2 separate regions of the Homo sapiens genome follow, and region 1 is linked to region 2. The links are chromatin contacts, found by Hi-C or POLR2A ChIA-PET in ENCODE. All regions are on one chromosome and are shown on one strand. The core of a region is the stretch at or near the end of the contact, and the rest is flanking DNA. Distances in the headings are between cores, read along the strand shown.

What was found. Hi-C counts contacts between places; a loop is a spot of excess contacts on that map. ChIA-PET counts read pairs that join two places held with the same protein, here RNA polymerase II (POLR2A). Pooled maps may share reads with other maps.
Region 1: POLR2A ChIA-PET joins it to region 2 with 31 read pairs in PC-9. The contact joins two enhancer-like sites. A Hi-C loop is called at or near these places in 1 of 168 maps with a recorded cell type or tissue (astrocyte of the cerebellum), 1 of 37 single-sample maps with no recorded cell type and 1 of 50 pooled maps. POLR2A ChIA-PET finds 5 or more read pairs at or near these places in 1 of 52 experiments (PC-9).

Annotation. Positions count from the first base shown.
Region 1 is chr7:2,137,093-2,141,054 of GRCh38, forward strand. The region is part of intron 11 of MAD1L1 (mitotic arrest deficient 1 like 1); the gene reads right to left. Among named protein-coding and RNA genes, the nearest start is that of SNORA114, 50 kb to the left of the region's middle. RefSeq lists enhancers at 1,429-1,568, 2,870-3,475. Within about 2 kb of position 1,444, at least 5 of the 41 ENCODE cell types and tissues checked have a DNase peak (open chromatin) inside an H3K27ac peak, as active enhancers do.
Region 2 is chr7:2,077,832-2,081,367 of GRCh38, forward strand. All of the region lies in intron 11 of MAD1L1 (mitotic arrest deficient 1 like 1), which reads right to left. Among named protein-coding and RNA genes, the nearest start is that of SNORA114, 9.5 kb to the right of the region's middle. RefSeq lists enhancers at 396-965, 966-1,534, 1,535-2,104, 2,105-2,672. Within about 2 kb of position 1,945, at least 3 of the 41 ENCODE cell types and tissues checked have a DNase peak (open chromatin) inside an H3K27ac peak, as active enhancers do.

The DNA of each region.
Region 1 (3,962 bases), core at 194-2,693, 59 kb after region 2:
GGCTGCTCTCCTGGGGTTAGGCTCACACAAACCCCTTCAAAATAAGCAAGGAAACAGAAGTTCAGGGCACCAAAATACTTAGGGACCAACCCCAGCAAGGGCCCTTCTCCCATCTCCCTATTCTCTTCCTGAAGCAACAATAAACAACATTCAAGTAGTATTCATTTCTGTGTTTTCTCCAAATGTTTGAGGAAATCTACATTCTACTACCACCTTTTGGGGGCCAAGAAAGATGTTCGCTTGCAAAGGACAGAACTGACCCAAGCACCCTCTTCTCAAACGTATATGGCACTCCAGATGCCGTTTTCTGATTTGGGGAGCTGAGGTCAGACACCTTCCGCTCTCTAACAGAAACGTCACAGAGCGGCAGGCATGTTACCGGTCTGCTTGGCCCATGCAAGTGAGGGGCCCACACTGCCTCCTCCTTCCCTTCTGCACCTTGCACACACCACCTCTGGCCCAGGTGAGTGAGGGGCCCAGGCTGTCTCCTCCTTCCCTTCTGTGACTTGCACGTGCCACCTCTAGCCCCAGGTGCAGACAGGCTTGTGCCATGGCACTGCCTGAAAACCTCAGCCAGGAAACAGAGCGCTTTCCCCATGGTCCCGGGTCACCTCAAAGATGCCACCTCAGGCTCCCACACAGGCCAGATCCACAACCGGAACAGAAACTTCTCCAGGAAAGGTCTCCTGACCAGCAGTTTCTGAACTGTGCTCCTCTGGCCCTGGAGGCTCCAAAGAGGGGAAGCCAAGCAGGAGGTGGACGTATGGGGCAACTACACGAGGACACGATACCGGCCATGATGGCAGCTGCTGCTCACAGAGCGTTTCTGTGCCGACGGTGCCATGTCGGATAACTATGCGAGGGCCACACGACACCAGCCACACGACACAGGCCATGATGGCAGCTGAAGTTCACAGGGCGTTTCTGTACTGACAGCGCGGGCCAGCCCATGATCAGAGCACAGAGCTGTGAGTCCCAGGCCCTTCACCAGGGCTGCACCCACGCTGCGCTCTCACCACCACTGGGCAGCCCCTGACACTGCGGACCTGAGACTGCTGTTACAAAGGGTTTCATGGGGGTGGGAGGAAATGCCAGCTTTTTTTTAACTTGCTAAAGAGGGTGAGAGAATGCAGGGGTGCATACAGGGTCCAAAGGGAAGGAGAAAGGAAGGGGATGCATCTGCTGCCCCAGGGGACGTGCTCCCTGGCCACCGTCCTGGCTGCGGCAGCGCTCAGCAGGCTGGCGGTGGGGCGGTCAGCTCTGCAGGTGCACTTAGTCCAGAGCCACTCAGCCTAATGAAATGAGGCATCCTGAGAACCACGACGAGGTGGGCGCCAGACCAAGTGGCCTAGAGAGATGAGCACTTCAGCATGCAGAGGTTGAAAACAGATCCTACTGACAAAACGGAAGGAACCACATCAAGAGGTGGGGATTGGGGGCATGAATGCCAGACGCACACTTCCGGCTTGTTAGGAGAAGTCAGCCGGAGGGGAAGCAGCAGATGGGGCCTCCCCCGCTCTCAAGGCCACACCGCCATCGCCTGCAGCACCTCACTCTGAGAACCCCAGGCCCAGGGGCCAAGCAAGCACTGAGAGGAAGGCCAGCACTCCGCTGCCTTCCCCCAGGCAGGCTGCACATACCCTTCAAAGAAACCCATTGAGGGTGGAACTGACCCTAATACAAATGAGGAAAGAAAGGCTCGGGGGTCAAGTGAGCAGGACCCAGTGACAGAGACCACAGACCCCACTCCTGCAAACAATGCCGCCATTCCCTGAGCACCTGCTTGATGTTGGGAACTTCTGAAATCTTCAATTCTCCACTCATCTTGCAAAGCAAGAGTCCTGGACCTGATTTTCCAGATGAAAAGCAGGACAGGCAAGGAGAACACCTCTCAGCTGGAGTCAACATGCATCGGAGAGGCCCAAGGTCCCAGCAGGACAAGCGGTCTTCCTCCTCAGCAGACGCCCCGGTACCGAGGCCAGAGGCGAGGAGGAAGAGCAGGCGAGGCTGCCTCAGCCTCACCCTCCTGTGTGGCCAGCCCACCCAGACAGGGCGAGGACTGTGAGGAGGGCCCAACCCCCAGGAAGCACCCCACACCATGTCCACAGCCTAAGCCCTGGCTGCCACGGGGATCACACGGCCCGACCCCCTGAGCCAGCAATGTACTCTCAGCCAACCCATGGGAGCACCCTCCCCGCACCCCCACCCCACCCTAGCTCACGGGACCACCCTCCCTCTGAGCTCACAGGCTGCAGTCCAGGGCTTGCCAAGGCGGGAGCGCTGCGGGCCCCAGGACGCACACTGAGATGCCCCCCACCCTCAGCAGTGAAGGTGACTCCCCCAGCCATGCCCCCAGGGCCACAGCCCTGAGCTCTGTGTCCTGCCTCTGGTCTCAGGAGGAACCAGACACTACCAATGACCCAGCACCCTGAGAGTATGGAAAATACAACACTCATGCTGGGAGAAGCTGCCAGGGGCTGGGGCCAAAGGCAGACTGCTGAGAACTCCACAGCCACAGAGGACACCCGCCGCTCTCCTTCAAGGCTGAGAACTCCACAGCCACAGAGGACACCCGCCACTCTCCTTCAAGGCTGATGGGGGAGGAAGCCGGGCTTCGGCAGACCCCCGTCCAGATGGCTCCAGCAGGGGCCAGTGTGAGGGGCTCTGCGTGGAGAGGCCAGCTGCAGCTCGGACCACACTTCCCCCGACCCTCAAGGCTAAGGTTTTGTGGGTGGTTTAGGCCTGAGATGATAAAAAACAATTTTATGCCTAAAAATATTAAAAAGTAACAATACAGATCAGAAAAATCCATGCTCTAGGCTTCACTCCACCAAGTAGAGTCTCTTTCCCCCCACAGGCCTCAGTTTCCCTGTTTTTATGGTCTACTATCTGGACCCCGCCCCCCCCCAGTCCCTGCCCTGCTCCACTGCAGCACAGCACGCCACAGGCCAGGTGGCCAGGCTTCCAAAGCCCTCAACTACTTCCCTGCAGGACGTGCATCCTTCTGTGACCTGTGCTTGGCTCAAGATCACCTACACAGCGTCCAAGCCCAGGTGGCCCCTGCAGACGCCTCTCCCAAGGCCTCCCACTCTTGTCAATCCTTGGTGGCTTCCTCTGGGCCTTCCCCAGGCCAGTGTCCCAGAGGCAAAGGCTCAGCCACATTCACCACTGCCCAAACGTAAAACAGTGACTCCAGCACCCCTCCAGCAGCCCCCGTCCGCCCTGCACATGTTCTTACACAGGACCCTCAAAGGACCCTGAAGGGTGAAGGGTGCCGGTGCCACCCTCCACGCCTCAGAATCGGAGAGTGCACCAGGGCCGAATGGCCCTCCGAGGCCCTAGCTGCAGCCGCAGCCGCAAAGCCGGGAGCAAGAGGCCAACCAGGGCAGGGACGCCGAGTGACCAGGGAGAAGGGAGAAAAGAAGCCAGGCATCCCTGGCTTAGCCACTTCCAAGATGAAGAGCCTCGTCTGCCTTAGACACTTCCTCCAAAACAAGAGCCATGGATGTGGGTGGGAGCCGGCCCCGCATCCCAGCACGAGGCCAGGCCCCCGCCAGGAGAAACCCCAAGGAGCAACCAGGCCTCCATGCCCAACCTCGGCTGGAAAGCAATGCTGATGGCAGTTGCCTTCCCCCAGTCCCTGCATGCCAGAAAGGGCGGCTCCATGGCCCTGGGACCCACTGGCTTCTGGAACAATCTCCTATGGCAACTGCCACAGAGCTAAACACTCAGAAAGTGATTGCATTTGGGATGAAATTTTTTTCTAGTGCTTGAATAAAAGGGGGAGTTTCACATTTCATCCACTTCCACATCCCTTAACAATAAAAACTTATTTAAAAAGCCATGAATATGTAAATGCCATTTTAAATATGGAAATGCAAAACATTCAGGGAAACAGTCTGGGTGTGAAATATTAACGGCAGCTCATCTTGCTGAAAGAAGCAACACAAGCTGGCTAAAGC
Region 2 (3,536 bases), core at 695-3,194:
CCACACGTGCTCGTCCTCCAGTCACAAGAACTGTACACAGAGCTGTGTTCACAGGCGCCCGTCGGGGAGCCTCGCAGCAGCCTGGATCTAGAGGCAAAATTTTAAATGGAGCACGAACTGGTTTCAGAAATACTCTCCCGGAAGGCCAGGGTTCCCAGACAGGGCAGAAGCAACACTGAGCATGTTCAGGCATCCACATTCGCTCCTTGCTAAGAGGGAACACCGGGGAAGGGCCCCCACTCACCACAGAGAGGAGCCGTCTCTGCCATCGAAGCCCCCAGCTCCGGCCTGGAGACCGGCACGACAGACGCAGGCTCCTTGTGTATCTGAGGAGCCGCCTGAGAATGGGAATCAATAGCTGCCTCTGCAGAGAGGCAGGGAAACAACTGCCCTGGGACCTACAGGGTTGAGAGGGTCCCGCCTACCTGCAGGATCCCCCACGTCAACCCACTATCCGGAGGCTCTGAGCGCTCCATCCACCTCTGGCCTTCTCCTTCCTCTTGGATGGAACTGAGGCCACCAGGCCCCTCGCTGCGAATGGGCAGGGGAGGACTGGATCAGACGCGTGCGTCCGTCGTGAAGCACGAGAGCATCAAGAGGTCCCAGTTCCTCCCCTGCCCCACGCTCACGGGGCCTCCGCGGCTGAGCCAGGAGATGCTCCCTGATCAGGAGCTGCTGGAGATTCAGATCAGAGTTTATGCTTCTCATCTACCCAGGACTGAAGAAGAAAGCAGAGGAGGCTGGCGGCCAGGGCCCCTCCATGTCTGAACTCGGAGGCCGAGCCTCCTGAGCAGTTTCCCACTCTCGCCCGAGCAGCTTTCGGCTGCAGGGGGTGCTCCTGGGTACATGACCTCGTTTAGTCTGCACCAGAATCTGGGAGGAAAGCAGCAGCGCCACCCCCACCCCACATCCCTGAGGAGGAAGGGGCTCAGAGGTGGCATGCCTCGCTGAGGACTTGGGTTCAAATCTCCACCAGAATCTGGGAGGACAGCGGCAGCACCGGCCCCAGTCCCCACATCCCCAAGGACAAAGGGGCTCAGAAGCCACCGTGTCCCCCAGGACACCACTGTACTGACCTCCAGGGTCTCCAGGGCCGTGCCTTGGGCACCCCCATAGGGCTGGGGGGAGATGCCCCAGTCGGGCCAAGCAACAGCACTGCCACACAGGTGACACGTTCCATGTGTCTCTCAGAAGAGGGCAAGTGCAGGGGCTTGGCCGAGCCAGCGGTTGGGAGGGGGTGAATGCCTCGCTGAAGACTCGGGTTCAAGTCCACGTGGCCAGCTCAGCCCCCACACCGTCATGAGGTTGGGGCCGGGCAGCCGCACTCAGTGGCACAGGTGGGCACTTGCAGGTGAAAGAGAGGGGCAAGCCCTCCTCCCTGGGGGGCAGGTTCAGACTCGGAAGGGGCTGGGACTCCGAGAGGGCAGGTGCCCCAGGACATCAGGCTCAGCGTGGCACGCAGCTGTTGTTATTTACTCTATCTAATCCCAATCTTAAATGCCTCCAAGTGTCAATACACATTTTTCTGAAAAAAATAAAAATCCAAACAGCGGAAACAAAACCAGAGAATGAGAAGACCAAAGGCTGAAATAATTACCAATCAAAGGAACGGCCAGGGGAGCAGGCTCTGAAGCTGCAGCCTGGCCTCCCGGTCACTTCTCCCCGACTCTGCCTCTGATGAACGCTCTGTTCCCAACATCTCGTCAACTGGAATCACCAAATTCAATTTGCATTCCCAGATAAACAGAGGCCACACGGCAAATACTCTCATCTGACCTTGAAATGTGAGAAGGAAAATTGCCCTTTGCAATTTCAATTCACTCCCAACCATAATGAATAATCCAGTTTAGCTGATCAGCTACCAACCTGTAATCGCCTGGGCAGGGCTCCTCCAAATGCTGGGTGGGGAGCCCCGGCAAGCACGGCCGCAGGGAGACCATAAATTCACTTCCGCCCCAGGCTGCTGGAGATTAGGAAATGAGAACTGCAGAGACAAGGGGGCAAGTCACCTCCCCAGGCTCTACTAAACAACCGCCCCATGCCCTCCAGCTCTGACTTGGAGAAAAAAGAGAAGCCACAGAAGATAATCCGGTGCCTGGAGTGACGCAGAGAGGCACAGCAGGTGTCCTGGACACATCTACCGTCTCCCGAGGTCAGAGAGAAGGAGACCATCCGTGCGTCCGTCAACCCTGTCAGCGCTGGCTGCCTGCTCGCCTAATGCACAGGACAGAAGCCCCAAGGGGCCACATGGCCAACAGGCAGGCAGCAGGCGGGTGGGCCAGCCTCGAGGCTGGGGGCTTTCTCTGCACTGCTGCTCAGCAAACAGCCCACCACCTATGGTTGTAAGGAAAGTTTTCCTGGAACAAAGCCACTCCCATTCATTGACATATGGCTTACGGCTGCTTTCCTGTGACAGAGCCCGTGGCTCAAAAAGCCAAAAGTATTTACCATACGGCTCTTTACAGAGAAAGGTTACCAACCAATACCCTATACCACTACCCTATACCACAGATATGAGGTTTAGAAACGCTAGCATGGGTAACTAAAGACATGAGTTCCCACCCACCTGAGGCCGGGCGACTGCATGTCCCCCACAAGAGAGCAAGCTCCTGCCGGCTCCCCGCCTCGGCCACTGCAGATGCACAAATTCAAAGGCAAAAACAGTAATAACCACCCTCTGACTAAACCCACCCACCCACCCTCATGTGCAGAGCGCCTCCCCCACGATCACAGGCCTCTGGTAGGAAGCCCAGGATTCCGGGGCCCCTCATTTCCAAATGGGAGCAGGACTCAAAGAACAGCGCTGGGCTCTGACGCCAAGTCCATCCCCAGGCAGCTGGAAACTCCCGGGTCGCAGAGCAGCCCTGCTGTCGGCTGCACAGGGCCGTGCATTCAGATGAGGTGCGGAGCCAGATTTTCCCAATGAAGATGCGTGTGGTTGGGCAAAGGGAACTGCCATTTCTTCAAACACACCCTGAACCTCCCTGCCAGGGAGGGAGACGTTTTCGCCTCATTTCTCGGTTAGGGACACAAATGCTGGGGGAGAGTGGCATTCCAGGGGACCTGGCTCACAGGCGGTACCGCCGGGACGTGGCCTGCACTTTGTGACATTATATCTTGGCCTCATTAACCCTCAGCTGCCTCTCAGCATGCCCAAGGTCCAGACTCTGTGCCCCCTCTCCCTGGTTCCCCGTTCCTGAAGGGTGAGAAGATGCCTGAGCCCAGGAAGAGAGAGGAGAGAGCTGCTGTGATGGTCCAGGAGCCAGGCCAGGAACCAAGGACAGGACTGGGGATGACGCAGGGTGGGAATGGCAGAGCCAGCGGGAAGGGTGTTTGGAAACAGATATGGACAGACAAGCTGGGCCGGGGTGGGGAGGTGGGGAGGCTCTGAGCCGGTGGTGGAAAGCGGCCTGTGGGCAGAGGAGTCACTTGGGGCCAGGGTTGCCACACTGGGCTCCTTGCCCCTTCCTCATCTGGATCATAGGTTCTAGCGAAAGTCCATCGAGTTCCCTCAAACTGACGCGTAAAGGAACGAA